Linked DNA regions of Homo sapiens: region 2 is linked to region 1. Evidence: read pairs that join two places in POLR2A ChIA-PET (ENCODE). Cell type or tissue: GM12878. All regions are shown on one strand. Each heading gives the region's core, and the rest is flanking DNA. Links, peaks and the distances in the headings are about the cores only.

Evidence for each region. ChIA-PET counts read pairs that join two places held together with the same protein. Peaks named below come from ENCODE experiments on the same cell type or tissue, not always from the same donor. Only the 100,000 strongest peaks of a DNase experiment are listed, where the experiment ranks them.
Region 2: POLR2A ChIA-PET joins it to region 1 with 5 read pairs; 3 of 35 experiments call an interaction of 5 or more read pairs at or near these places.

The regions. Positions count from the first base shown.
Region 1 is chr11:73,318,938-73,334,120 of GRCh38, reverse strand. The region is part of intron 1 of ARHGEF17 (Rho guanine nucleotide exchange factor 17); the gene reads right to left. It overlaps LOC124902710 (a long non-coding RNA gene), which reads right to left and starts at 2,504. Exons shown (of 2, transcript XR_007062774.1): 1 at 2,238-2,504; 2 at 1-1,920. RefSeq lists enhancers at 140-853, 8,143-8,794, 11,408-12,060, 12,061-12,713, 12,714-13,367 and a silencer at 3,123-3,417. In GM12878, for the core only: a CTCF peak has its summit at 3,352 (motif pointing left); DNase peaks (open chromatin) are centred at 6,434 and 8,930; H3K4me3 peaks cover 478 bases; H3K27ac peaks cover 5,475 bases.
Region 2 is chr11:72,726,470-72,741,652 of GRCh38, reverse strand. It overlaps ARAP1 (ArfGAP with RhoGAP domain, ankyrin repeat and PH domain 1), which reads left to right. Exons shown (of 35, transcript NM_001040118.3): 2 at 9,056-9,138; 3 at 14,481-15,033. The coding sequence starts at 14,525. Among named protein-coding and RNA genes, the nearest start is that of ARAP1, 18 kb to the left of the region's middle. RefSeq lists enhancers at 1-75, 146-195, 1-499, 4,514-4,613, 11,835-11,904 and 1 more. In GM12878, for the core only: no CTCF peak of the experiment used is centred there; no DNase peak of the experiment used is centred there.

The DNA.
Region 1 (15,183 bases), core at 2,893-10,892:
CTAAGGGACATATAACAAAGTCTGTGAGCTCCAAAAGGGAGGGTGCACTTCTGCCTTGTTCCAGCAGCTTCCATGCCTACAACAGAGACTGACCCACAGTTAAGTGCTCAGTTCACATTTGTGAATTTGAGGATGAATGAAAGCAAGTATCAGTGTAATTAATGTGCACTGATTAGTTTAGAATGTCCATGTTCAATCCTCTCTTGAAGGAGGGAGGCAGAGAAGGGACCATTTCTACGCATTTGATATATGGGCACAGAGGCTCAAAGAGGAAATGTCTCATGACCCCCAGGGTGGCAGACAGTCAGCTGAGCTAGAACCAGACCAGACCAGGCCTCTGGAGCTCTCCCACTGTAGCTTGTCCAGAGAGGCCCAACCAGCTGGGTTGCACTGTGGCCCCTACCTCCCCTACTCCCACCCTGTTCCAGGACCCGGGTGACACTCTGAGGGGAGAGTAAGTTCTACCCATCAGTCGGTCACTCCAGCCCTGCCCCTGGGGACTCTGGCATAACCCAGAGCCGAGGGAAGCCCCCTCCCATCACACCAGGCAAGCATAGGGTGGTCAGGATGTCCAGGGGCAGTGACCATGCCCGTTCAATTATCCCTCCACCCTAGCCTCTGGAAGAAGTGGTCTCTGCCTCTGGCTGACCAACAGCAGCTTGGGCTTTTAGGCCTTACTGAATTTATCCACCAATGGTGACCAGCCCTAATGCCTGGACAGCGATAGTTACGTGTGAGTGCGCGCGCGCGTGCATGTGCACAAGTGTGCGCAGTGGATAAGATTCACAGCTGAAGGTCAGCCTGAGCCAAACCCAGGGTATACTCTCCTGAGGCCCAGGACAAGGCCACCACCGCCAGAAAGTCTTTCTGGTAGCACAGACCTGCCCACTCCCCTCCTCTGAACTTCTAGAGTTTCGGCCTTTAAAACTCAGGGTCTTTCTAGTCTTGTCATTATTATTGGCAATAAGTGGAACCACCCAGTACCTTAGAGTTTACAAAACACTTCCAGGGCCTAATTTCATGAGCTCTTCCGTGGGTAAAGCAAGGCTCAGTGAGAAGTCATGTGTGCTTAGGTTCTCAAGACAAAGAGGTTGGTGGGGCCAGGGCCCAAATCTCAGTGCCGGCACTGACCTGCTGTGGGACTGTGAGCAAATTACACAACCTCGTTGGGCCTGAGGACAGGAAGAGAGCAAAAGCATAAACCAGGAGGAGAAGATCTCCTGAGGGATTCCTCTGCGCTGCTTACTAAGCGCTCTGCAGGTATTATTTTAACCTCACAATAAGCCTCCTGGGTAGGCCCTATTATTACCCTGTTTTACAGAGGAAGATGATGAGGCATAGTTAAGGACCTTGCTCAAAAGTTAAGTACCTTGCTCAAGGTCTCTCAAGCAGACAGGATTCCCGCCCCCCAGGAACCCCAGAAGGAAGAGGTGTGGGATTATCTAGGAACCCGGAGAGAGGAGCATGTTCTAGCCTAAGGGAGTGACCCCGGGAGCAGCCCAGGCTCCCAGCATGAGGACGCCCACTCGCCCACTCAGCCTTTTCCACAGCAGGGAAAACTGGCGACAACCTCAAGGTCCAACCACAGGAAAGCCCAGAGATTCATGCACTTACTGAAATCTTTGAAATGCTATGGAGAAGTATTTGGGTATAACATCAAATGAAAGAAGCAAGAAGCATACATTCTGCACCATCTCAATGTTATTTAAAATACACACACACACACACACACACACACACACACACACACACACACACACACACACACACGGAGAAAAAGCCTGGAGGGAAATATACCAGAACATTAACAGTGGGCAGGGGCCCTGGACAAAGGTGGGTAGAGGGGTAGAGCCAGAGACCACTCTCCACTGATGGCTTCCCGACCTCCAGAAGACCACATCTGTGCCTCAGTTTCCCCATCTATAAAGTAGAGAATATAGAGGGCTTACTTCCCACAGTGCCCAGAACAAAGCATGAGTTCAACAAATATTGGCTGTTATGAATAACCAGAATCTCAGAGGGCAGGTCCCCTCAGGGGTCAGTGGTTGGCTTAAGCACCCTCCTTCCATGGCAGGCCTCCCTGGCAGCCCTCGCTGGCATATCCGCAGGGCTGACAAGCTCCCCCTCCCATGGGGCCATGGTAGCTCCTTTCACTATGGGCATGTCTGCTTGAGAAAAAGCCATGCTGGGCTGGACCCCTCAGTCTCTGGGTGGCCTTAGAAATGGACAGCAGTCACCTCAGGAAGAAATTTCCTCCACCTCCCATTCAAAAATCCTTTGGGCTCTGATGCTTCTGTGGGGTGATTCTCCAGGTGAGAGCTGGGAGAGGTTTTCCAGGTGGCTCTCTTGTCCCCAGCCCAGGTGACCACCTCTATCCCTCTCTCTCTCCAGGACAACAGAGTAGCATTTGTTGGCAGCACTTTGTGCCTTTTCCATTTTCTCCTTTGGAAAACAAATGAGAAGCCAGCTGAGTCTGACCTCCTCCCCCCGCACCCCCCCACTCCCCCTCGCCCAACCCTCCAGGCCCCCAGGGGTGGGAGGCCCTTTCTGCCTCCTCCCTGGACAACAGGACTGGTGGAGAACCCCAGAGGAGGGGCCCTGTGAACTGGCTGTTGCCATGGCAATGACAGCCCTGGAATTTGACCACTGGGGCCCAGGAGTGGGGGAGGGGAGGTGGTATAGGCTACGCTGGGGCCAGGGAGGAAGGTCCAGGGGCCCAGGAAAGCCAAGAAGAGCAATGCAGGGCAGGGGTCCAGGGTCCCCTCCATGGCCTCAGTTTCCCCATCTGTAAAAGAGGGAGAGAGAGGCATGGGCCTTAAGATCTCTCTACCTCTAATCCAAATCGAGACATGGGTAAGGGCTAGGGGTATGGGACACAGCCAGGACAAGGCCAGTGCTCCCTTTGATGGATAGGGACCCCAGGGAACAGGGACTCAATCCAAGGTCACACAGCAAGTCCAGGGTAGTGGCAGGACTAGGTTCTGGGGGATGTGGTCTGTCCACTCTGGCTTCTCTATTTTTCTAAAGGAGAGGACAAGGGTGCCTGCCTCACGGTAGGGAGAAGAGGATCCCCAAGAATGGTAATAGCTGGGCCCACAGTGCTGAGACAGCAGGTAATGTGCCCACCCCTAGAAACCCCTGGCCTTCCTGGATCCAGAGGGCTGGCAGAGGGCCTGCCCCCACCCCCACCTGCTGTGCCAGGCTGCAGTGGGCATTTTTAAATGGGTGCCTGCCCCTCTCCTCCTTCCTGCCTGCCCACTCCAGGAACACAGTGAATTCTGCTGCCAGCCCTCCATCTTCTTGGGCCAAGCCTGAGTGGGCGCTAGCTCCACAGTCTTACTCTCTGCCTCCACCTCCAGGACAGCCAGGGCGATGTCCAGGGCCTCTTCCAGCTATGATAATCTAGGCCCAGAGAGGGGATGGGGCTTGCCCAAAGTCACACAGTACAGACAAGGAATTTGGGAATGTTATGCCACCTTCCAGGGCCCAGCAAGTTATCTGGTGCCACTCCAGGCCCTTCTGTTCATCCCTCTGCCCCTGCCCCTCCACAGCCACAGCCTCGATCCCCTCAGCTGACCTTCACACCCACCCTAGAAAGATTCTGACCAAGTCATTCCTCACCTTAAAACCAACCATCCAGAAAAAAAAGAGTTGCAGTCATAACTCATACTACACACCAGGATAAATTCCAAACCGATCAAGGAATTAAATGTAAAATAAAACAAGAAAACTGAAAATAGCAGAGAAAAAATATGAGAGAATTACTTTATAATCTTGGAGTGGGAAAGGCCTTTCTAACTATGACTCCAAATCCAGAAGCAATAAAATAAAAGCTTGATAAAGTAGAACACATAACAACAAAACCTTCTGCATAGTAAAAATATAAACAAAGTCAAAAGTCAAGTGACAAATCAGGAAAAAAATATTTGCAACTCATATGCCAGACAAAGAACTAACTTCCCTAATATTTAAAAGGTTCCTAGAAACTGATAAAAACAAAAGGCCAACAACCCAACAGAAAAATAGACAAAGGATATGAAGCATTCACAGAAACGGGAATCCATATGTCTCTTGGAGATAGAAAAAGATGCTCAACCTTACTCATTATAAGATAAATACAAATTAAAATACACTGAGACCTATCAGATTGGGAAGATACCCAAAGGTCTGAGTTGGTGAGATTGTGGGGAAATGGGCCTCTAACCTACTGCTGATGGCAGACCCCCATGGACAGCAGCAAAATGAGAATCACATTTACCCTGTATCCTAGCACTCCTAAGAAATGACCTACAAACAAGCTTGTTCACTGCAGCAGTTTGTAACAGCAAAAGACTGAAAAAACCTAAATACCTGTTAATATGTGGTTGCATAGTTTGGTATTCTGCAAAATGGGACACCATGCAGTACAAAAAAGAATATGAGGCCAGATGCGGTGGCTCACGCCTGTAATCCCAGCACTTTGGGAGGCTGAGGCAGGCGGATCGCCTGAAGTCAGGAGTTCAAGGCCAGCGAGGCCAACATGGTGAACTCCCATCTCTACTAAAAATACAAAAATTAGCTGGGCGTGGTGGTGCATACCTGTAATCCAAGCTACTCGGGAGGCTGAGGCACAAGAATTGCTTGAACCTGGGAGGCAGAGGTTGCAGTGAGCTGAGATCGCACCACTGCACTCCAGCGTGGGTGACAGAATGAGACTCCGTCTCAAAAAAAAAAAACAAAAACCCAAAATACAAAAAAAAAAAAAAAATATATATATATATATATATATATATATATATATATATATATATATATATATGAAAGCTCTCAAAATACTGATAAGGCAAGACCTGCAAATGACATTAAGTGTAACGAGCAAGGGGCAAAGCGGTGTGCTACCATCTGTGTGCAGGAAGGGAACAGATGATGAATTTGCTGGTGTTTGCAGATAAAAGGATTCACAAAGACACTACTAGCTGGGTGGCCTGGGGTCAGGCAGGGTAGGAAATAGGCAGCCAGGTGGGAAGGAGACTTTTTATCCTTTTGGATTTTTCCTAACCATGTGAATATATCATCTATTCAAAATATTAAATATATAAATTTAATTTAAAAAATTCACCTTGCAATCAGGCCCCTGCTGCCCACTCCAGCCTCACGTCTCATCTCTGAACAGCCTTTGCACCCCTCTTCTTCCTTCTCCATCCTGCCTCTCTAGGCTCCCTCCATGACTCTCTCTCCTAGACCTTCTGGGCTCCCCTGGCCTCGGAGTATCTCTGCCCCAGCCCGGACCCTGCCCTGGTGACACAGGCCTGATGTTCCTGTCTCAGTCTGTGCCTCCTCATAGCTGGGGCACCACCTGTGTTCCCAGCCTACATACAGAGGACGAGGTTCCCACTGAATGAAGACTGCACCAGAGAACAGGGGGCACTGCCTTGGAGCCCCAAGTTTGGAGCCTTTGTCTTTGCTTTCCCTCTTCTGTTTCCACATTGGTCTCCTCTGGGACAGTTCCAGTCTCACATGTGGTGTTCCTCCAGGAAGCCCTCCCTGCCCAAATCACATTCAGACTGGGGTAGAACTGTCCAATTCCTCCTTCAAGCCAAACGCTCAACCCCTGCCTTGGGTAGAGCGACCTCAGGGCTGGGCTTTGAGCTTCAAAGTGAGTCCCCAGCCTGGAGGAAGGTCCTGGGGTCAGAAGTCACTGGGTGACTCTGGCAACCCTGCCCCTCTCTGGGCCCCCATCTGTATGGCAAGGAACACAGACCAGCTGCTCCAGAGTCAGTGATGGGCAACTTTAAAGCAAGGTGGGGATTTCTGCTAGCAAAACTCCGGCAGAGCCCCCAGCCTGCAGAGTCCCATCCCTCCTGCATAGCCCCACTCTTTTCCTTTGGACAGCTGCCCGTGGGGAACTCCAAGCCTCCCTCAGGGAGCTCAGCTCATCCCCCTACCAAAGAGGATTACCTGGGCTACTCTCAGTGACCCCATCCTCTTCTCTCCATCCCTGGGGCTCTTCCTCAGCCAGCTAGGTCACTTCCCTCCCTCCCTTCCAACTTGTTTTACGGCTTCCCACTGATCCCCAGTGGTCTGTGGTCCAGCCCAGCCACCACAGACATAATCACATCAAATTCTCACCATAACCCTATAATAGGTGCCATCATCATCATCCCCATTTTACAGGTACATAAACTGAGCCACAGAGGGACTAAGTACTAACACGTGAGTACTCAGCTTTTCCAATGAATAATTACCCAGGACTATCCACAAAACTAAGAGGAAGAGCAGGATTTGAAGAAAGCCATCTGGCTTCAGTCTGTTCTAACCATTACACTAACCCAGCTGAATGTAAGATCAAGTACTTGTCCCCCGAGAGTCTCAATGACCTGGCCCTTGCTGACTCACCAGCATCAAATTTCCCCACCTTTACCACGGTCTGGCTGCATCATGTTCTGGCCACAGTAGTTCCTCCAACCCATCGCATTGTTACACCCTGGGCCCTTTGCACATGCTGGTCTCTCTGCCAGGTGTGGCTTCCTATGTCTATGTTTGGCAACTTCCTACTCATTCTACATTTTTCGTGGCCAAAGAAGTGGGAGCTTAGGCTGTATGGTGGACCAGGCAGGCTGGTCTACTAAGCGGGGCAAGGCCTAGGTCCTGAAGGGCCTCAGACCTGCCAGCCTCAGAGCTCAGTCTTTCTCCTGCCAACACTTGTTCATACTCTTCCTTTTACACACTACAAACTCTGGGGAATTCCTTCCTGATTCTAACCTAATTCACTCATCCTACAGGAGTCAGGACGATTCCTGGACCTCTAGAGAATGTGCTCCTGCCTGTCCACTGTCAGTGTGACTGAGCTGGGCTGAGACAGGGTGCACATTCTGGGAGCGTAGCTGGTTGCCAGCTCCTACCTCCCTCAAAGGGCCTGTGTCCTTCCAGGTGTCAGCAGGGGGCAGGCAGGATTTTCCCACCACTCCAACAGTTTGTCCTTCTGATCAAGTGGGGCCCAGCCAGCTCCAGGCCCCGGGTGGGAGGTGCTGCCTGCTCATAGGAGCACCAAGGATGGGTGGTATGCTCCATCATCCTGGCTGCGTCTGGAGACCTGGCCCCCAACAGAGTTTACCCCTGCCCAGGGAGCCTGGCTGGTTGCCCTTCTGAGCCTGCAGAGACACTGAAGGGAGAGGCTTGTCTCACTCTAACGCCTCCCATCAGGGAGGGCTTCCCTCTTTCCACAACAGAGATTTCCTGACTGAGTCCTGAAAGCTCCATGGAAATACATGGCGTGAGATGTGGTCCAGGGGGCAGACATGACCCTACTTTCACTTAAATCAATGAGATCAGCCTGCTTTATACTTCTGTGTCAAGATTCCTCTAGAAGAAAAGGTTCCACTATTTTTATTTTTATTCATTTATTTATTTTTTAATTTTTTGAGACGGAGTTTCACTCTTGGTTGCCCAGGTTGGAGTGCAATGTGCAATCTCGGTGCACTGCAACCTCTACCTCCTGGGTTCAAGCGATTCTCCTGCCTCAGCCTCCCGAGTAGCTGGAATTACAGGCGTATGCCACCAGGCCCAGCTAATTTTTGTATTTCTAGTAGAGATGTGGTTTTACCATGTTGACCAGGCTGGTCTTGAACTCCTGACCTCAGGTGATCCGCCCTCCTCGGCCTCCCAACCTCGGCCTCCCAAAGTGCTGGGATTACAGCCGTGAGCTTGGAAATTACCACTCTGGGATCAAGTCCAGGCTTTTAGGCCTGGCCTTTAGGAACTCCCGGGGCCCACCTGACCTCTCCAGAACCAGGGAGCTTTCATGGTACCCCAGACACACCAGGGCTTCTCCATCACAGGCCTCTACCTTTGCAGTTCTCTCTCCCTGAAGGGCCTTGGCTCATTTCTGCCTGTCAAGGTCTGGCTAGTCCTTCAAGATTCCAGCCACTGCCCTAAGTTAGCCTTCCCTGCCCTCACCCTTCTTGGCCTCCTTCGACCCCCAGTTCTCAGATGGGGCTTCTTGGGTCAGGAACCCCTTCTCCTTCACCCTGCGGCCCCCATGCTAACCCTGCACATACAGGCACCAGTGGGCCACAGTGCAATTGAATTTTAAAGGTTCCCCTGGGTTCCCCCAACCCGCCACTCAGAGCTTATTTCAGCGTTAATTATCCAAGACTAGTTAGAAAAGGTAGAAGCATCTGTGCAGTCAGGGCTCAGTCAATCCACCAATGACAGTGAACACCCCGGTTCTCAGTCAAATGGCTGGGCTGTCCCATGGGAGCAAGGTCTGCTCCCAGGCAGGAAGCGGCCTAGGCCCTCTCCCCACTCACCAGGCTCTGGCATCCACTGCCCAGCCCCGCCCCTTGCTGGACACTCAGAGGGTGGTACAGGAGCAAATTGCTCTGTTCACATCTCTCCAGATGGATAATGCCTGTTTATGTTACTTGTTGACATCTGGCTGCCCCAATCTACTCCAACTTTGCTGTCATCAAAGCTTGCTCCAGGGAAGGTCTCAGGCTCGGTCCTCACTCCTGATATCTGTACAGATGTCTTTGTGGGTATGGAAATCTGCTGGGGATTGAAAAGTGAGAAAGTGAGAGAGAGAGAGAGAGTGTGTGTGTACAATGCCTATATGCGATGCTCCTCAAGCTTTGCCTGTGTTGAGATGGGTGGGGGTTTGCTGTCAGCTTACCCCACAGTGTGGGAACTGTTGGTTTCAGTGTGCTCCCCTCCAGCCCGCAGGCTCCAGCAGGGCTCCTCTCTACATCTCCAGCCCAAGCACAGGGCCCAGCCCTGGAACGAAATTTCTTCCCCAGCACCCACAGCCCAGGCCTGGCCACACAGGAAGCGACCTGATGACTGAGGCCCAAGAGTTCAACTCATGGGACAGGACTCAGGGCTAGGGGCCCAGAGGGAGACAGGGCAGGAGGCTGGGGGTGGGGGAGGTTTGGGCTGGCTGCGGGTCTGGGCCTCTCTGGGCTCTTTGTCCAAATATGGAAGGTTTTTTTGTCTCCATTTGAGTCACGCCGGCCATGGCCCAAGAGATCTGCTTTCCAGATACTGCAAACGGGACTGCACTGCACTGCCTGGCCTGCCTGTCTCCCCTTCACCTGCCCGTGGCCCATCTCTCCACCTTCCCAAACTCCTGGGCTGAGTTCTCTCCGCCAGCAGAAAGCCCAGCACCCACCTCAGCTGCTTTCCAGCACCAAGAGAAGGGTCCCTGGGCCCATAAAGGGAGGAAACACTCATTCCTTCTGTGCCTGTCACCTCCTCCCACTCCCCAAGGGCCTCTCAAGTGCAACTGAGCCATTCAACTAATATTTACTGAGCAACTACTATGTGCTGGTTCCTGGGACTCAGACCATGGACTGTGAATCCAGTAGGATCACTATGTCCAAAGCAAAATCCACCCTTTCTTTCTGTGCCCACCTTGATGATGGCACTGCCCCCAACTCAGGCAGTCCTGAAAGCCAGGGGCCTAAGCACGGGTTCTGGAGCCAGACCATCTGGGTCTGAACTCCAACCCAGTGAGACTATCCTGGTTTGAATACCACCTCTCTCTTTCTGGGCTCTGTGACCTGAGCTAAGCACCCTCACCTTCTCTGGGCCTGTGTCTGCTTCCCATCCCACCCCCAATCAGTGCCGACTCGGGACGGCACCCTTTGCCCATCTGCCAGCTTCCACCTGCCTGGTCCCCAGGACAGCAGCAACATAGGGCTAGGCATAGGCATGGGTGGTAAGGGGAGCTGAGAGGAGCCTGGGCGCTCCCCCAGGGCAGGGCTCAGCTGTCCTCCTCCTGCCTCCCCCACATTATTTATTTAATAAACGTGTACCCAGGCTCCACCTCGTGCCAGGAACAGGAGGGCTTGGCATGGGTGGATCCACCCGACCAGAATCAAGCATTGGGTCACGGGGCAAACTGGGGGCTCCCACCCACATCTCCACATCCCAGAGCCTTAGAGGTCTGTTACCTCCGAAGCAGAGAGGAGCTGCAATCACTGTGTATCCTGGGACAGAGGCGGTTCCTGACACCTGGGCTGGGAAGCTGAGGGGGACTCTGCCCTACACGGCCGTTTTCCTAAGACCAGTCCCTGGCCAGGGGTCTCTGTCTGGCTCTCTAAAGGGAGGCAGGGTGACACAGATGGTCAGAGGAGATGAGAGACAGGAAGAGGAGCAAGACCCAGGGAGGAGAACAGGGAGAAGGACAGAGGACAGAAGGAGAGAAGAAAGCAGGGAGCCTCCATGAGAGGAAGTCCTGGTGCGAGTGGCTGGAACAAAGACACAGATGCCCAGGGGACCAGCAGAGACCCTCCACTGCCCAGGCACCACGTCCAGGTGATGAGATGGGGCAGGCCGGGCCCACCCTTCTCCTATTCCTCCACCAGCCTTGGGGCCAGGCCCGGGACTATTTTTAGCTGGGGCTGAATTTAGCCATTCCCTCGGAAATTCCTCACCCGCCCCAGGCAACGCCCCCGCTGGCCTTGGGGAGAAGCCTGGAAGTGGCGGGTCCAGGCCAGAGGGGAGGAGGGGCCCAGGAGCGGCAGGAGCTGGGAGGGCGCTCAGGCATCTGACAGGGAAGCAGGCTTTCCGCTCAGGCCCCCAGTGTGAGGCACTCCTCTCCCTAAAGCGCGGCTCTCCTCTTCTTCAGGAAGGCCTCCAGGGCTGCGGGGCCACAGAATAGCACTGGTCTCAGGATCTAGGGTACAAATATCACAAGGTTCTTTGTCTCTGACTACAGGACCCACCACGAGGGCTGCTGGCAAGGATGCCTGCCTGTGGACCTACCAGTCCCTCTCCCTCAGTTCCCAAAAGCCTGCATATTCTAGAGCTCTGCTGGACTCTGGAGGACTCCCACTTCACAGATGGGGAAACCAAGGCAGAGGGACTTGTCTTAGGTTAGAGCCAGCAAGGCAGCCCAAGCCTGCTCTTTCATTCCCTTCCATGCTCCCTCCATTAGGCCTCTCCCAGGAGGGCCAGACTGCAGGTGTGGCCTGGAGCTCTGGGGCTCTTCAGGGACCCCCCTGAGAGGCAGGGCACTTCCACTGGAGCAGAGGGTTTGAGGTCAGACAGGAGGCTTGCTGGGCACAGAGGCAGGGCTCACAGCCACCTCACTCTTTCAGAATGCAGAGGAAATTTCTGCCGAGACAAGAAGTGAGTCCCGCTCCCCCAACCCTGTTTCTGATATAACCCCTGAACCTAAATTCGAATTCCCAGATTCTGCCTCCAAATTGTCTTCCCAGTCAGTTCTCCCCTCGCCAGCTCCACATCCTCTGCTACCTAAGCTCAGGCTACTCATGTTCCCGCACCCTCATGTCAGATCATCACCTCACAACCAGAGGATACTGTGATGTGCAAAGCTGGCAGTGCTCCCAGCCCTTCCTCTCCCAGAAAGGGAGAGGGGAGCTGGCAGAGGGGAGCCCCTCTGCTCAGGCCATTTAACTCGGCACTTGAGGCTTTCAACCTGGTTCCTGCCCACACAGAGCCTCTCCCCAGGTGCTCTGGTCAAACTGAGACCTCCCTGCCCCTCTTGGCCTCAGACACATACAGGGGCTTCCCTTTCCTGCCCTGGCTCAGACAAGTTCCCTAAAATGCCAGGTGAACCACGTCACTGCACTTCTCAAGAACTCTCAGTGACCCCTTACAGTGTGAGGCTGGAGCAATGGTGAGATGCATGGGGGGGATTTCTGGCTCTAGTCCACTACTGTGTGGCCTTGGGCAAGGCCCCTTGCTGGGCCTCAGCTTCCCCATCTGAATGATGCAGGGGTGAGGAAGGCTAGAAAACATGGCTGGTTTCTAAGAGTCTTTCCAGGTAGACAGTTCTGGCATTAAAGGCCCTGGCCCTTTTCTTCCTCCTCCTGCCCTTCTGGCCTGCCCAGAAGTTGGACATCTCATCACCAGGCCCCATCCCAGGGAGACAGGGAAAGGCGGGGGATACCAAGAAACCCAGAGTGAGACCTCAGTGATTCAGGCAGCTAAGAAAGATGGAGCTATCGGGACCTTTATTGGGGGAAGGCGTCCCTCCCCATCTATCCACCCCTTCCCTTCCACATCTGCTCCTTAACCTCCAGTGCCCTGTCCTGGGAAAGGACTGAATGTTTGTCCAGGAGGTTGGGGAGTGGGGTCCCAGCAGTCCCTGGAGGCCCGGCTGTGGGGCTGGCTGGCAGCCAGGAACTCTGCCTCCCCGCTTCCTGCTCCACAGCGCTGTGCGGGAGCAGGGCCTGCTCACCCCCTGGGAACCAATAAACAGGAAACAGACACCAACCTTGTGCTTGCTCCCTCGGCTGGCCCCTCCATCACACTGCCCCCACTGCCTTCCCACTGGCCCCCGACCTGCTGCACCTCTCCAGACCCCAGAGTCTCAGGATCACAGGATGTCAGAACCAAGAAGTCACAATCTCAAAATCACAAATAAAAAAGAGGTCTGGACTCTTGGAAAAGAACCCAGAATCCTTCATCTTGAAACCACAGGATTCTAGACTCTGAGAATGACAATCTCAAAAGCATACACTAAGTGGCCACATTTCTGAGAGCTGTCTGGAGCCAGCGCCCAGGGCTGAGCGCTCCACAAGCATTCTCTCTTTGGCCCTCATAATAACGCCTTAGTGCCCCCATTTTACAGAGCAGTAAACTAAGGCTCAGAGTTGGGATCCAATGACTTGTTAATATCACCCGGCAAGGGGTCAGAGTCAGTTGTGATTTTAACCCTTATCAGTCTGAACCCAAAGCCCACCAGGCATACAGACACTCAGACTCACTGAGCCCCACTTCACAGGCCGCTTCCAGTGAGGGGCAGCTTTGATGCAGAGAGGGCTTTGCCTCTGCTCTCCTCCCCGTGTGGGCTGAGCTATCCTGGACATGTCACAGGGTGGGGCTGGTGGTAACAAAAGGAGAAGAGCTGGTGAGTGGAGCAAGGACAGTGGGCATGTGGCTCAGCCTCCAGCCCCGGTTTCTCCCTCCTCCCCACCTCCAGAGAACCAGGCTCGGAGCCACTGACTATGTGGGTACTGTAGCCAGGCCCCAACCTGCCTTCCTGTCTAGAGCTTTGTCTTCTGCTTCACGGCTGGAAAGAGGTGCCCAGCAGCCAAGAATCTTAGAATCATAAAACCTTAGCATCTCAGTCATGAGGGGAGGAGGTAACATTTCTTGAGCACTTACTGTGTGCCAAGCCCTCTTGGCATGCTTTCACTTAATCTCAGCAGTAGGCTGGGTGCGGTGGCTCATGTCCATCATCCCAGCACTTTGGGAGGCCAAGGCGGGAAGATTACTTGAGCTCAGGAGTTCAAGACCAGCCTGGGCAACATAGTGAGACTTTGCCTCTACTAAAAGTAAAAAAAATTAGCCAGGCATGATGGCGCATGCCTGTGGTCCCAGCTCATTGGGAAGTTGAGGTGGGAGGGATTGCTTGAGTCCAGGAAGTCAAGGCTGCAGTGAGCCATGATTGACCCACTGCACCCTAGCCTGGTTGAGAGAGTGAGACCCTGCCTCAAAAAAAAAAAAAAAATCATCATCATCTTTTTTTTTTTTTTTTTTTTTTGAGACGGAGTCTCGCTCTGTCACCCAGGCTGGAGTGTGGAGTGCAGTAGTGCAATCTCGGCTCACTGCAACCTCCGCCTCCCAGGGTTCAAGCAATTCTCTTACCTCAGCCTCCTGAGTAGCTAGGACTACGCCCTGCTAATTTTTTTTTTTTTTTAGTGGAGACAGGGTTTCACCATATTGGCCAGGCTGAGTCTTGAACTCCTGACCTTGTGATCCGCCCGCCTCGGCCTCTCAAAGTGCTGGGATTACAGGCATGAGACACAGCGCCCGGCCGAAAAACAAAATAATCTTAACAATAATCCTCTGTGGAGTGAGGGGATACTGCCCCCATCGACTACAGCCTCGGGGGAGTAGGTAAGTGCTTGCCTGGGTCTGAAAGCCAGCGTGCGGGGAGACAGCATTCTGGACAGCACCCTTTACCCTCCACATGCCACCTCCCTGAAGCCTCCCTAGGCCTCTCAGGGATGAAGGGACCTGACAGTTCCTCTGGTCAGACAGCACCAATGCCACCAATTCCCACATGGAGCTCCCAGAACATGGGGTTTCTTTCCTTCTGCCGCTGGGCTCTCAGTTCTGCCCTCAGATGGGGCAGCCTGGCAGAGACGTGACTCCCACCCCCTCCCTAGGTGCCCACCTTCCCTCCTTGCCCTGGATTTAAACTCTCCTATCAATTGCCCTTCTTGGGAGCGGCCTCATCCCACTTCTAGTCAGCAAAACTATGGCCTGCCACCTCTGGAAGCCAGGCCTGGCCCCAGGAACACATTGGCACTTCTGCCCCTGCCCCACCAGGCCTGGGCTCTGCCTGCCTCTGGACCTCACCCACCTCAGGAGGCTAGGATCCTTGGTGAAAGCTCCTGGCAAGGAGGGATGGTGTCCAAGTTTTCCCCGTGTGTCCCCACTGCCCAACACGGAGCTCAATGATTGACTGCTAAATGAATGAATGACAAATGAACATGGAAAGAAATAGCAAGTTAAATGCAGTGGGCCTGAGTTCGAAGGTTCTGCCCCGGGACCAGCACCAGCTGGGGACTCTGAATATCAGGAACCAACAGCCTGGTCCTTTGCCTATCTGTGCAGTAGAAAGAATAATGGCCCTGGCATTACATCCTCATGCTAATCCCCAGAACCTGTGAATATGTCACCTTACATAATAACAGGGACTTTGCAGGTGTAATTAAGGATTCTGAGATGGGAAGATTATCAAATTATCAGGTAGGCTTTAAGAACACAATGAATCACAAGGGTTCTTAAAGAAGGAGGAAGGAGGCCGGGCGCAGTGGCTCACGCCTGTAATTCCAGCACTTTGGGAGGTCGAGGCAGGCGGATCACGAGGTCAAGAAATCGAGACCATCCTGGCCAACATGGTGAAACCCCGTCTCTACTAAAAATACAAAAATTAGCTGGATGTGGTGGCGCATGCCTGTAGTCCCAGCTACTTGGGAGGCTGAGGCAGGAGAATTGCTTGAACCCGGGAAGTGGAGGTTGCAGTGAGCTGAGATCGTGCCACTGTACTCCAGCCTGGCAACAAAGCAAGACTCTGTCTCAAAAAAAAAAAAAAAAAGACGGAGGAAGGAGGTACGGGGTGAGCAAGAGATTTGAAGATGCTGGGGAAGATGGGGGAAGGGGCCACAGGCCAAGGAGTGCTGGCAGCCAGGAGAGGATGGTAAAGGCAGAGGCGTTGATCTCTCC
Region 2 (15,183 bases), core at 7,184-15,183, 600 kb after region 1:
TCTGCCTCATTTATGGTGTTCGGAGTCCCCCTCCTGCTCCCGCTGGGGGCAGTGGTCACAGGAGGATCTTCCTGGAGTCATCCTGTGGCTCCTCAGGCTGCCCCTTGCCCTCTGTGGGAGGAGTTGCCACAGGAAGTCCCCAGCCCCTGTAGAGTGTGTCTGTGCCTGAGGGCCAGGGAGCCAGGCCAGAGCCCTGTCTTGCTGGTGGTGGGAGCGCCCCAGGTCTCTGTAGGTGTGGGGCTGGTTGAGTCACCTTTCTAAGTGGGAAGGGCCTGAGCTAGGCCGAGGGTGAGGACTGGGAGAGTGGGGAGGGTCCTGGGGTGAGGCTGTGGAGGGTTGGGGTCAGGAGCTATGCCATGTATTAGATGAGCCCGGTGGGCTAGAGTATGTCCTGGTTGCAGGGGGCAGAGGCAGGAGGCAGCGGTGAGGGCCCAGAAGTCCAGGCAAGCTGAGGGGCCTGGGTTGAATGGGGGCAGTGTGGATGCAGGGCAGGGGTGTGCCCAAAACATGGTAAACAGGAAGGAGTTGGGGGAAGCGGCAGGGGTCCCCAGACCCATTAGGGGTCGGGGGTATGTGGTGGGGCCAGAGGGGCATAGTATGTGATAGGCTTTTTGACAAAGCCTAAAACCAAACCATTTAACTTTCAGCTTCATTTATTTGCAAGTGAGGTATGTTAGACATTCCTGAGTCATCCCACACCTCCTTCCCTACCTGACCCTCTTTTGGGTTGGGGCTTGGACATGAGGGGCCCCTGGGTGAGGCTTAAGGTGTGGTAGGTGAGAGTCAGGGCCAGGGTGGGGTCTGATGGTGTCTTGAGGACAAACCTCGGGGACCCTGGCGTCTCGAGTTTATTAATGAGCCTCAGTCCATTTCCCATGTGAAAGTCTGAGGGCTGCGCTCTGTGCTGCTGGCCACCAGTGCCTGGGAGGGAGACCTTATTTGATTAGCTTTGTCTTAGACCCTTGGGAGGGTAAGTCGGGGGCAGGGAGGGGGCTTTGAGTGTCAGTCTCTTATTTTCCATCCAGATGGCCTAGGAAATTAGCAGTTTCTCTTATAATAGTTCTGTTAGTAATCTATGCATGTTATACTTAAATGATAAAGCTACCTTATAATGATGGTTTTGGGGAGCAAACTGGAACAAACTCAATTGTAATGACTTAAAACATGTTTATCATTTTTTTCTAATTATAAAAGTGATAATTGTGAAAACTTGAAACAGTGCAGACATGAAGGTTGTAGAAAGTGAAAGTCTTTCAAGATTGGGGTTGGAGTTAGCGTGAGGCCTGAAAGTGGGGTCAGCAATGCCTACTGTCCCTTGGTCTTTCATGTCCCTTAGTCATTAATAAAACTGTGGTTTAGCATTTTATTAGGGTGATGCTGGTAGGGTTGCTGCAGGAAGGTTGTTAAAAGGTCCTGCCTCCCACCAGGTCCACTGTGTGTGGGTGTGCGTGTTGTGCACTGCTCAAAGGTGCCTGGCAGGTGTAGGGAAGTGAGGGCCAGAAGAAGGAGGACTGAAACCCAGCCTGTCCTCTTCTTGCTCAGCTGCTTCCCTTGGTGTGGGGCTCCTGGAAGAAGAGGAATCTTTTTCTTATTTGCCTAAAGGCCCCACCTGGGTTGGAGACAGCTCTTCTCCCCCTGCTCCCCACAGTCCCCAAGGGGAGCTGGTGAGTTCATTGTATGATGGGAGTGTGCCATGCCAGGGCATTCCAGGGGAGGTCCAGAATGCCGTGAAGTCAGGTCTGGTCTGGAGCTCTGCAGGGGGACATGGCTGGAGGTAGGCTGTGGTAGTCATTGGTGTCTGGGGTAACCGAGAACCTCAGGATGTGGAGGGAGTCTAGCCCAGAGCCTGGCTACAAGCCTAGCACCCAGGGTCAGGACTAGCCAAGACCTTAGGGCTAGGGACAGGAAGTGACTGCCTGACGGCAGAGGAGTGAGCAGAAGAGCACGCTGGCCTCCAGTACACATGCGGTGGCGTGTCATGGTCATCTGGGTGCCAGGCTCTAGGAGGCAGGGAGTGACAGCTCTACTTTGTGGAGGGGAAACTGAGGCTCAGAATGTGATGTGACTTGCCCCAGGCTTCAGACAAGAAATGGTGGAGCCAGGACTGGAACCAGACTTGCCTTGCATACTGGGTGGGGAGGGGGCCCAGGCCTGGAGCCGAGGGACATTGCTGATAGACCCCCAACTCCCCACCAGCAAGCTGAGGCAGCTCTTCATTCCCCCGGCTCTGGGGTCCCACTCAGTCCTCACTGCCCTGAGGGGCTGCTCCCCATCAGCCACCAGCACTCCGGAGACCCCAGAAGACAGGCCACACCACACATGGGCCAGGACAGGAATCTCCTGGTGCCAGGGAGAGTTATAGGGCAGAGATGCGGCCTGGGGTAGGACAGGAGACCCCAGTGTGCCTTCCTGAGACTGTTATGTGGTGGCCACCAGTCCCCGAGAGATGGAAAATAGGCTGCTTGGCCCAGAGATCGGTCAGCTGCCCACTCGAAGGCTGTACCTGCTGCCTTTCCTGGCAGGGCTGGAGGGAGGTGGCTTCTGCAGAGGCGTGGGGGCCACTTCTGCACCCTCTGGGCTGGGAACCCAGCCCCCACTAGTTCCTCATATCTGCGGAAGTGCCTCTAACACTCTTGCCTGAGTGAGCGGAGCCTGGAGAAGGCCCAGGAGGGCAGCAGACCGAAGAGGCCCTATGCAGAGGTATCACCTGGTGACTGGGCCGGGGAGGGGGCCAAGGGTGGGGTATTGGGCTGTGGGGTTGTTGCACACAGTTGAATTGCTGGTAGGAGCTGTGTGTGGTGGGAAAGGGCAGATCTGAGGTGTGGCCATTGGGTGGGGTGGTAGGTGTGTGTGGCCCTGGGAGATGTGTGGCCCTTGAGGTAGTGTGAGGTGTGCATTTGTGGTACCAGTGGGGTGTGGTTTGTAGACCCAGGCCTGGCCAGAGCTGGCTGTGTATGTTCTTGGTTCCTGTTGGGGAGCTCCGAGGAGTTTCCTGAGGTCTGGATGCTGGGGTCGCTGCCCTGCCTGCCTGTGCTGGGACAGCTGGGCCCAGGGTAGGGGATGAGGCTGTATAAGGGAGGTGGTGGTGGACAAGCTGAGGCCTCAGTTAGGACCCCTAGCCTGCCTTCCTCCCCTCCTTGCTCCCCATAGGGCTAGGTCTTTCCTTGAACCCAGGGCAGAGGCCTGTGCGGAGGGGAGCTGAGGATGCAATCAGGGGAGGCGGCCTGGCCAAGAGGACTCCAGAGCTGGGTGTGGAAAGGGTTAGGACCTTTAAGGCTGCCCTGATCCAGGGCTGACTCATGCAAATCAGAATGCAAAACAGGCTCAGGGAGGCCTCAAGAGAGAGCCACACCCACACGGTCAGCAGACTATGCAGGTGACGGAGGGCCAGCCATTGAGCCTTTCTCTCTAAACATCTTCTGTTCCCACCCCACTGACATCTCCTGTCACCAAATTCACCAGGTCCTTTTCTGTCCCTGGGCTTTGCACACCCAGTCCCCTTTGCCTGGAATGGCCTCCACCTGGCCACCTCCTACTTATCCTTCAAGGCCCAAGTCAGGGGTTCCTTCTAGAAGCCTCCCTTACTTCACCAGACAGAAGCAGTCACGTCCTCTGAAGGCCCCGTGAGCTCCAGCAGGTGACCTGGTGAGTTTCTACCTCACACAGCTTCCATGACATTGACATAGAGAAGAATCACAGGCCTTAGGGTTGTTATAAGAACAAATGAGGGACTGGGTGCGGTGGCTCACGCCTGTACTCCCAGCACTTTGGGAGGCCAAGAGGGGAAGCTCGCATGAACTCAGGAGTTCGAGACCAGCCTGGGCAACGTGGCAAAACCCCATCTCTACAAAAAGTACAAATATTAGCCAGGCATGGTGCATGCCCCTGTAGTCCCAGCTACTCTGGAGAGGCTGAGGTAGGAGGATCACTTGAGCCCAGGAGGCTGAGGTTGCAGTGAGCTGAGATCACACCACTGCACTCCAGCCTGGGTGACAGAGTGACCCTGTTTCAAAAAAAAAAAAAAGAACAAATGAGATGAAGGAGAAAATCTAGCAGGGGCTGGGCACATGGTTGCCAAATGGTGTGCATTTAGGGAAAGAAGGAAGCTGGAGGGTGCCTGTCTTTGGCTAAGGCTCTGGGTCATCTTCTTGCTGGGCCGGTGAAACAGGTCACTAGTCAGTAGTGGGTAGAGATATTACCATGGAGTTGCTGGGCTGGGACAGAGAAGGGGTGATGAGATTTGAACTCTGACCTTGGGGTTGAAATGGTAGGTAGAGGACAGAAGGGCAAAAGTTTTGGTTCCAGCAAGAAGTACTCAAGCCAGACGTGAAGAAGGACTGGCTGACAAGGATTAGAGATTCCAGGCGACCCTTACCTCTGGACTGGGACTGAGTGCACCTGTGAGCCCAGCCAGGTCCTGGGCACCACTGTGGACAGCAGAGGAGATAAGAAGGGGTATGGACTCTCAGGATACTCCAGGATACATGGGGGATTGGGTGGAGGTGGACCCCCACAAAACAAGCAACCAAAGAGAGAGCAGAAGCAGTGCCGAGATATGGGGCTCAGCCTCAGAGGACTAGGAGCTTGAGGGGGCAGTCAGGGCAGACTTTTTGGAGGAGCTGGCCTGGAGCCACCTGAAGATGGGAGGATGTGGTTTACTCACTCATTGTCAGCAGACAACTTTGGGGGCTCCCTGTTTGCCAGGCCAGTGCCTACTGTGAGAAGTGACATGGAGGAAGTCATGGACAGGGCCAGCCCAGCCTGGCTGGGGGTTGGGGTATGTCACTGACAACTTGAGCAAGTCACTTCCTCCCTGTGGGTGTTTGTTTCTTCGTCTGTAAACGTCAGAGCTGGATGAAGTTGAATGACAGACCAAGGAGTGCTCGAAGGCACTGGGAACCATGGAAAGGCTTTGAGTGGGGGTGGGACTGTAGTTGGCACAGTGGAGAGACGCTGGAGGGACATGAGAGAGAAGGAGAGGCAGGATGGGGGTGTGGGGGTGCTGAAGTCTGATTGGGCCATTAGGGTGGAGAGGAGGGAAACCCCTCAGCTCTTGGCTGTGCTGTCGCAACAGGATGACACTCCCTTCTGCCAGGTCCCTGCCTTCCTGAGGATGAGGACTCAGTGATGTGTCATAGCAGCTGAGGGGCTTAAACCTCCAAACTAGGGCTTGGATTAGGGTAGAGCAAGTGAGGCACTTGCCTCTGTTGCAGAATTTGAGGGGGTACCAAAAAGCTCAGTAATTAGCTGGGTTTGGTCATGAGATCCTGTGGTCCCCGCTACTGGGGAGGGGGAGGTGGGAGGATCACTTGAGCCCAGGAGGTTGAGGCTGCAGTGAGCCATGATCATGCCACTGCACTCCAGCCTGGGCAACAAAGCGAGACCTTCCCTGTCTCAAAAAAAAAAAAAAAAAGGTAACTAAAATGTAAAAGCAATAACTATTTATTTTAAAAAGGTCAGTATTCAAGGTATATAATATTTAATGCCATTTAAAAAATAAAAATTAATGCCAAAAATCCATGATGAGCAAAATATAAAACATTAACATTTTAAATTAAGAGAGGAACAGTACTGATGATTCTGTCTTTGCCTCAGGCTGCAGTGTGGCTTAGCAGGGCACTGCTCTGAACTTCTTTTTTCAATTTGCTGCTTTCTCCGGGAAGCCTTCCCTTACCTCAGCCTGGTTGAGGGCCCCCTGGGCTGTTTTCACTGGTTGATGGTATCTGATCCCTTCCAGCCTGAGGTTCCTGGAGGGCCAGTCCAGGTCTGAGGTCTGGTTCATGCTTCCAGTGCCTTGAACATGGCTGTTCCAAAGAGGTGTCAGTGCCGAGTCACCGTGTCTTTGATGTTAGCCAGATGCCCTTAGTGCAGGAATAGGAACTTGAGAGAGGCCCAGTAGGGAGCCAGGCTTTTCTCAGGGAGATAAGTAGTTTCCTGTTTCCCAGACCTGGTCATTCCAGTGGGGTTGCTGGGACCGTCATCTATCAATCTGTGTTAAACGCTTAGTACAGTGCCTGGCCTGTATATAGCAGGTGCTCAGTTTTTGCTTTTGTTTTTGAGCTGGAGTCTCACTCTGTCGCCCAGGCTGGAGTGCAATGGCACGATCTCAGCTCACTGCAACCTCTGCGTTTCAGGTTCAAGCAATTCTCCTGCCTCAGCCTCCCGAGTAGCTGGGATTACAGGCACCCACCACCATGCCCAGCTAATTTTTTGTATTTTTAGTAGAGACAGTCGGGCTGGTCTCGAACTCCTGACCTCAAGTGATCTACCCGCCTTGGCCTCCCAAAGTGCTGGGGTTACAGTCATGAGCCACTGCGCCCGGCCCTCAGTTTGTGTTTTGAGAGGCCGTGAAGAGTGGTTAAAAGTGGATGGCCAAAGGCTGGTGGCTCACGCCTGTAATCCCAGCACTTTGGGAGGCAGAGGCAGGTAGATCACTTGAGCCCAGGAGCTCAAGACCAGCCTGGGCAACATGGCAAAACCCCATCTCTACAAAAAAATGGAAAAATTAGCCGGGCGTGGTGGTGCAAGCCTGTAGTCCCAGGTACTTGGGAGGCTGACGTGGGATAATTGCTTGGGCCCAAGAGGCAGAGGTTGCGGTGAGCAGAGATTGTGCCACTGCACTCCAGCCTGGGTGACAGAGCGAGACCCTGTCTAAAAAAAAAAGTTGAGAGCTACAGTCTCCAGTATGAATAGAGTGTAAGCCACAATGCAATTTAAACAGTCCAAGTGAAATTAATGTTAATAATATATTTCATCATGTAAACAATAGGGAAAATTATTGAGATATTTTGCATTCTTTTTTTTTTTTTTTGTGCTCAGTCTTCAAAATCCACTGTGTTCAAAATCTAGCACATCATATTCCAGGGACCACATTTCAAATGTCCAACAGCCACGTGTGGCTACTGCTGGCTGCTATTGGACAGCACAGGGCTAGACTATATTCATACTGCCTCCTTCTTAGGTGTGTGGCTTTGGAAAGTTGTTTAACCTCCCTTTATCTCAGTTTCTTCACCTTAAAACAGGGATAGCAATCATATGTATCTCCTGGGGCTGCTGTGAGGCTTTAATGAGTTAATATAAAGTACTTGGATACCTGGCATGCAGTAAGCACTGTTTATGTGGTCTCTTTTTCTTGTTTCAAATTGTCGTTTGAGTAGCACTGCCATTTTTGCCAATGCTTTCATCTGAAGTGCTAGCTACTTAAAGGTTGTTTTTTAAGTATTGACTTTTGGGCTGGGTGCAGTGGCTTATGCCTATAATCTTAAGCACTTTGGGAGGTCAAAGTGGGAGGATTGCTTGAGGCCAAGAGTTTGAGACCAGCCTGGGCAACATAACGAGACCCTGTCTTTACAAAAAATAACAAAATTAGCTGGGCACAGTGGCATGCACTTGTAGTTCCAGCTACTCAGGAGGCTGAGGCAGGAAGATTGCTTGAGCCTGGGAGTTGGAAGTTGCAGTAAGCTATGATTGCACTACTACACTCCAGCCTGGGCAACAGAGCAAGACCCTGTCTCAAAAATAAAATAAGGCAAGGTGTGGTGGCTCACACCTGTACTTCTAGCAACTGGGGGGGCTGAGGTGGGTGGATCACTTGAGGTCAGGAGTTCGAGACCAGCCTGGCCAACATGGCAAAACCACGTCTCTACTAAAAATACAAAAATTAGCTGGGCATGGTGATACGCACCTGTAGTCCCAGCTACTCGGGAGGCTGAGACAAGAGAATCGTGCTTGAACTTGGGAGGTGGAGGCTGCAGTGAGCCAAGATTGCGCTACTGCACTCCAGCTGGGGCAACGGAGTTAGACTCTGTCTCAAAATAAATAAACTAAAATAAAATATTTAAAAAATGTATACCTGTTTTAGCCCTATCCTAGGCAGTGATAATCATGGAGTTTGCTTAAGATAAATACCTGTTTATGTGTTTGTAAGATGTAAAATGTTCATGAATACCTACTGAAGCCATTATGCAGAGCACAGCAGTTTTGAAGTTAACCCTAGTGTTGGCAGACCTGACTGTTCCAGGTCCTGGGGAGGGAGACCTGTCCATGCCACTCCACTGGTCCCTAGCCCCACAGAGCTCCGGCTGTCTGCATAGCAAGGGTGGTGGCCTGTCAGGAATATCCTATTCTTTCTCCTCCTGCCTGGAAGCATCCCCTTTTGGTCTGTTTTCCTCAACCTCCCCTACATATTTAGGGGCAGGGCCCTGGGGTCTCATGCCCCTGACTCAGTTACCCTACTTGTGCCCTCAGGCCACTTCATGGTCCCCAGGCTTAGTGGAGAGGGTCCTGTGTCCCTGGGTCCTCTAAGGTCCCCCACCTCTCCTGACAGGCTCTGTGTCAGGGAGACCTCTTTAGTCGCAGGGCTGCATTGTCCCTTCCTCACCCTTCCTGGGGCTGTCCCTTCCACAGTCTGCCCCTACACACATCCCAGCACTGGTCTTGCAGGGCCAGAGAGTGGGGAAGTCCTGACTCCTCTTTACCACCTGTGCAGCCCCCACATCTGGACAGGCCTGTCTGTCTGCCTTCTCCCTCCAGGAAGGCCTTCCTCTGGTCTGACTTCTGTTGCCAGTTTCCATGAGCATGAGGTTCCCCGAATCCTTTCCTCTTCCCTCTTCCTTCTCTTCCTCTTCTTCCACCTCTTCCCCATCTCTTCTTTTTTCTTTTCTTTTTTTTGAGACAGGGTCTGGCTCTGTTTCCCAGGCTGGAGTGTAGTGGCTCAATCACAGCTCACTGCAGCCTCCACCTCCTGGGCTCAAGTGATTCTCCCACCTCAGCCTCCTGAGTTCCTGGGACTACAGGCACACACTACCACACCTGGATAATTTTTGTATTTTTGTTGTACAGATGGGGTCTTCTTATGTTGCCCAGGCTGGTTTTGAACTCCTGGACTCGAATCCACCTGCCTCCCAAAGTGCTGGGATTACAGGCGTGAGCTACTGTGCCTGGCCCCCATTTCTTCTTTCCTTTTCCCTGTCCCTCTCCCTCTTCCCCTCTCCTTCTCTGGCATCTCATAGTGGCCTTGCCTCACGGGCTTTCTCCTCCATCCCTGTCCTTGCAGCTCCCGCCTCAGGCCGAGATGAGGAGCCCTTCAGAATAGCTGCTGTCTCTGGGAGGACCCGGGCGTCCTTGGCAGCCCAGCTGGTGAGTCAGGAGGTGGAGCGGTGGGAACAGGGCTGGCTGTGGCACGCTAGGCCTTAACATTGAGGTCGGGGAAGGCTTGATGGAGGCTGACACCTGATAGCCCATTTTCCATTTTGAGAACTGAGCTTGAGAGGCAGAGGGTGAGGCCCAGAGAGCTTGCTACGAGCCTCCCAGCAGGCCTTGGAACCTTGGAACAGGGTGGGGGTACGAGACAGAGGGACAAGGCAGGGGCCAGCAGGCTGAATTGCAGGTCTGTGTTTATGTATCTCCTCACTGGATTCCCCTCCCTGCCTGGCAAGTTTTGTTCCCTTTCTCATTCTCAGGCTCTATTCATGGTTATCACATTCCCTTTTAATTTTTATTTACTTTTTGGAAAATGATACAAAATTTAAAAGATACAGAAGGGTATAGTGTCTCCTGTCTTCCCAGCTGTCAATTCCCCTCCCCAAACTCAGTTTTATATATATCCGTCCAGTTTTCTGTGTTTATATTTGCATATATATATAACATATGTATATTTTTTTCTTTTTCTTTAACCGAGATGTTTACATAACACTGTTCTGCATCTTGCTTTTCCACTTAACACATCTCTAATATCATTTTATATGAACTTTAGAATCTGCTGGTCTCAACAAATTCCAGCTGGTAATTTTAGTTGGGATGGTGTTAAAGTTTTAGCTTAACCCTGGAGGAACTGACATCTTTATATGTTGAAGTGAAAAGTCTCCCTCTCCTCAGAGGTGGATTTCCAGGGAAGCTGGAGTTTGAGGTGCAGGGCTCCTTCCAGGATCTAAAGAGGGTCCTGAACAGTGTGTGCATGTGGTCATGTGTTTTTGTGAATTTTGCAAAAGTGAGATACTCTTAAGGAGAATGTGTTAGTCTGTTTTGTATTGCAATCAAGGAATACCCTGAGTAATTTATAAAGAAAAGAGGTGTATTTGGCTCAGGGCTCTGCAGGCTGTATAAGCATGGCACCAGCATCTGCTCAGCTTCTGGTGAGGCCTCAGGAAGCTTTTAGTCAGGGCAGAAGGCAAAGCGGGAGCAGGCATGTCACATGGTGAGGGAGGAAGCAAGAGAGAAGCCGGGCTCTTTTAACCAGCTAGCTCTTACATGAACAAATAGAGTGATAACTCACTTGTTACCATGGGGAGGGCACCAAGCTATTCATGAGGGATCTGTCCCCGTGACCCCAGACACCTCCCACTAGGTCCACCTCCAACATTGGGGGTCACATTTCAACATGAAATTTGGAGGGGACAAACATCCAAACCATATCAGAGGGCACTTAAATTGTGTAAGCTTCAGGTCCCATGAACTTCAGGCCCTGTGAACTCTGCATCTTCCACTGTTCCCTCCTGTCCCTTCAGGCCTTAGTTTTCGTCCTAGGAGGAAGCTGATAACTGTTGTCACCTTGCCCTCATGTGTCTTTTCAGAGATACTTTGTTCATTTACCAGTAGCTGCACACTACTCCATGCTCCCCCTTGTTTTTTTCACAGAGAGAGAATGTTACACAAACTGTTCTGCACTTTTCTTTACTCCTTTAACAGTGTATCTTATAGATCATCCCATGTCAATATGTGAGGAGTTTCCTCATTCTTATGGCCGCTCAGTATTCTATTGCACAACTACAACATAATTTAGTTAACTATTCTCCCATTGATGGCCATTTTGGTTATTTCCATTCTTTTGCTATTAAACACAGGCACTGTAGCTAGTAACCTTCTATATATGTCAATTCTGGCAGGTGCCAGTAAAAATGCAGGCTAAGTGCCTATGGGTGGCTGGGTCAGCCATCTGCATCTCTGTTTTTGGGGGAGGCGGGAGGACAAAGTGTCCCCCAGGCTGGAATGCAATGGTGTGATCTCGGCTCACTGCAACCTCCACATCCTGGGTTCAAGCGATTCTCCTGCACCTCAGACTCCTGAGTAGCTGGGATTACAGGTGTCTGCCACTGTGCCTGGCTAACTTTTTGTATTTTTAGTAGAGACGGGATTTTACCATGTTGACCAGACTGGTCTCGAATTCCTGACCTCAAGTGTTGGGATTACAGGTGTGAGCCACCGCGCCCAGCCCAGACATCTGCATCTCTTAGGGCTTTCATGCCTAGAGGCATTCCACAGCCAGGGAAGGGATGCCCTACCACATCACCAATGCCTGTATTTTCCAACTTTATTGCTCTTTGACAATCTGATAGGTAGAAAGCAGTATTTCAAAATATTTTACATTCATATTTCCTAGTGTGGGGGAGGTTAAGTTCCTTTTCAGATATTTAAGAGCCATTTATATTTTCCTTTTTGTAAATTTTTTCATTCATACTCTTTGCCCATTTTTCTGTTAGATTATTGATCCGTTTCTTATTTCTGCATGCTTTTCAACTTTTAGGAAAATGAGCCCTTTGTGTGGAATATGAGTGGCAGATATCCCCTAGTTTGTTGTTTAGCTCTTGGCTTTGCTTATGGTGCTTTTTACCATGCAAGAGTGCTTGATTTTTGTAGAGTTGAATATTTCAGTCTTTTCTGTGTGCCTTCTGGACTTGTTTCATTTCCAGAAGGCTTTTGCCTCTCTGAAATGATTTTTTTTTTTTTTTTTTAGAGACAGTCTCACTCTGTTGCCCAGGGTGGAGTGCAGTGGTGTGCAGTGGTGTGATCATAGCTCACTGCAGCCTTGAACTCCTAGGCTCAAGCAATTCTCCCACCTCATCCTCACAAGTAGCTGAGACTACAAGTGTGCAGCTGCCTAATTTTTAGGTTTTTTTTTTAGTAGAGACAGAGTCTTGCTGTGTTGCCCAGGCTGGTCTTAAACTCCTGGCCTCAAGCAGTCCTCTTGCTTTAGCCTCCCAAAGTGTTGGGATTACAGGCGTGAGCCACCATACCCAGCCCTAGGATGATTTCGTAAATCCTTTCATTTTTTATTTTTTATTTTTTTTTCTGAAGTGGAGTCTCTCTCTGTTGCCCAGGCTGGAGTGCAGTGATCTCGGCTCACTGTAATCTCCACCTCCTGGGTTCAAGCAATTCTGCCTTAGCCTCCTGAGTAGCTGAGATTACAGGTGCTTGCCACCATGCCCGGCTAATTTTTTGTATTTTTAGTAGAGACAAGGGTTTGCCGTGTTGGCCAAGCTGGTCTCAAACTCCTGACCTCAGGGGATCTGCCTGCCTCAGCATCCCTAAGTGCTGGGATTATAGGTGTGAGCCACCTTGCCCAGCCATGGTTTTTTAAAATACTGAAGTCTTTGATACAGCTGTAATGTTTCTTGTTGTAAAGTGTGAGATAGGGATCCACATTAGTTTTTTTTGAGAGCACTCCACAGCTGTCCCAACAACTTAAGAATCCCTTGTTTCCCCACAAGTTTGAGAGGCTACTTTTAGTGTATCCTAAATTTGTATATGTATTTGGGTCTACTTTTGAACTTTCTGTTCTGTTTAATTGATCTGTCTGTTCATGCACTGTTACCATATACTGTTTTAATCATTGTGGCTTTATAATATGTTTTAACATGTGGTGAGGTTGACTCCTACTCTTTACCCTCCCCGCCCTCCACCCCTGCTTCCAGAATTTTCCTCACTCTTCCTGCTTATTTTTCCACATGAAATTTCAAATCAGCTTCAAAAAAAATTCTGTACATATTTAATTGGATTGTGTACATTTATAAAGTAACTTAGACATCATTAATCTCTTTATGTTGTCTTCTATCCAGAACTTACTGTGCTCTGCCATTTGTCCAGGTCTTCTTTTTGTCCCTCAGTAACACTCCCAATTTTTCTTCCTATCGCTGTTGTTTATCTCTTAGGAAGTTTATTGGTGTTTTCTATTTTGTGATGCTTTTGTAAATGGGGTCTTTCATCCTGGTTTCTACCTGTTTGTTGCTTATAAATGTTGATTTCTGTTATATTAATTTTCGTTTGTTTCTTTTGTTTTTGTTTTTGTTTTTGTTTTGAGACGGAGCCTCACTCTGTTGCCCAGGCTGGGGTGCAGTGGCATGATCTCGGCTCATGGCAACCTCTGCCTCCTGGGTTCAAGCAATTCTCCTGCCTCAGCCTCCTGAGTAGCTGGGACTACAGGCGCATGCCACCATGCCTGGCTAATTTTTTGTATTCTAGTAAAGATGGGGTTTCACTGTATTGCCCAGGCTGGTCTGAAACTCTTGAGCTCAGGCAATCCACCCGCCTCGGCCTCCTAAAGTGCTAGGATTATAGTTGTGCCCGGCCAGTCTGTTATATTAATTTTGAACCCAACTGTCTTACTAAAGTCTTTACTGGTTGTTATAGTTTCTCAGTTGACCTTCTTGGGCTTTCAAACTCAACACTCATATTATTGGCAACAAATGGATAGTTTATCTCTTCCTTTCTGATTTTAAGACCTCTTGTTTATTTTTGTTGTCCAGAGCTTTCAGAGCAATGTGAGGAATAATAATAACAACAGTAAAATGGATATTCTTTTCTCATTTAAGAAAGTATCAATTTATTTCTGTTTTAGTAAGATTTTTGTTTGTGTAAGTAAGCTGGATATTGGGTTTTATCATATGCCTCTTTAGTGTCTGTGGAGATAATCAGATGACTTTTCCCTTTGATCTGCTAATCACCTCTTTTGGTCACCTCTTCATATCACCTCTTGACTCCCACCAGGCCAGGAGCTCTTGATTACAGGGTGCAGGGGTAGAGCCTGAGTCCCCATTGCCTAGTGCCAGGCTATTTTGAAAGAACAAATGGATGAATGGCCTTAGTGATGGGAGGGTTTACCCAATTCCAGGGCCAGGCCCCCAGAGGCCATGTGATGCTGGGTTTACTCACGTCCCACAGCATTTCACTTCCTCCAGGGGCATGGAGGTAGGGGGAGGCTAGTCTCGGCTCCCAGACTGGGCTTGCAGGAGGGACCAGCAGTGGTATCCTTCAATGCTCGCTAAGCCCTTGGCCTGGCCCTCACTGGGAACTGGTGCCTCAGAGGGAATTAGCCCTGCCGTGGGTCTTGCAGAGGGCAGTGGGGAGGAGGTATAAGACACAGCACCAATCATGCCACTGGCCATTCTCACGGCAGTGGCCAAGGCTGTGTGTTGGGGTGTGGGGTGGTACCAACCCCAGAGATCATGGAGGGTTTCCTAGAGAAGAAAACATGAGCTGGATGCTGGGATAGCACAAGGGAAGGGGTGAGGGGGTTCAGGCGGAGAGAAGAGCCTGTGTGTTCAGAGACCTGGCAGTACCTGGCCTTGCTTAGCACATGGAGCACAGGGGAGGAAGCTCCAGGACAGAACTTGAACCTATGGCTTGAGAGAGCCATGCAGGCTGCTGGTGAGGGGACCAATCCTCGGCAGCCCTGCCTCTGACCTGTGCCTGTCTGTCTATTCTAGCTCTGGACAAAGCCCTGCCAGTCAGGCCTCCGCTGGCAGGAACCATGGCAGAGGCTGGGGATGCTGCGCTATCGGTGGCCGAGTGGCTGCGGGCATTGCACCTGGAGCAGTACACGGGGCTCTTTGAGCAGCATGGCCTGGTGTGGGCCACTGAGTGCCAAGGCCTCAGCGACACCCGCCTGATGGACATGGGCATGCTACTCCCTGGTCACCGCCGCCGCATCCTGGCTGGCCTGCTCCGTGCCCATACCTCACCGGCCCCTGCACCCCGCCCCACCCCACGGCCTGTGCCCATGAAGCGCCACATCTTCCGCTCACCACCTGTGCCTGCCACTCCACCCGAGCCGCTGCCCACCACTACAGAGGATGAGGGGCTCCCCGCTGCCCCACCCATCCCGCCCCGGAGGAGCTGCCTTCCGCCCACCTGCTTCACCACCCCATCCACAGCTGCCCCAGACCCTGTGCTGCCCCCGCTGCCTGCTAAGCGGCATTTGGCAGAGCTGAGCGTTCCACCCGTGCCGCCCCGCACCGGACCCCCCCGCCTGCTGGTGAGGTGAGTGGATGCCACCCAGGGTGGGAGGCGCACAGGCAGAGGATCCCAGAGGGTAGATGGGGAGTTTGTGGCCTTTGGTGCTGGGGTAAGAAAGGCACTTCGGAAGTGCAGGGGGAACAGCGTGTGCAAAGCTCGGAGGACAGGATTGCT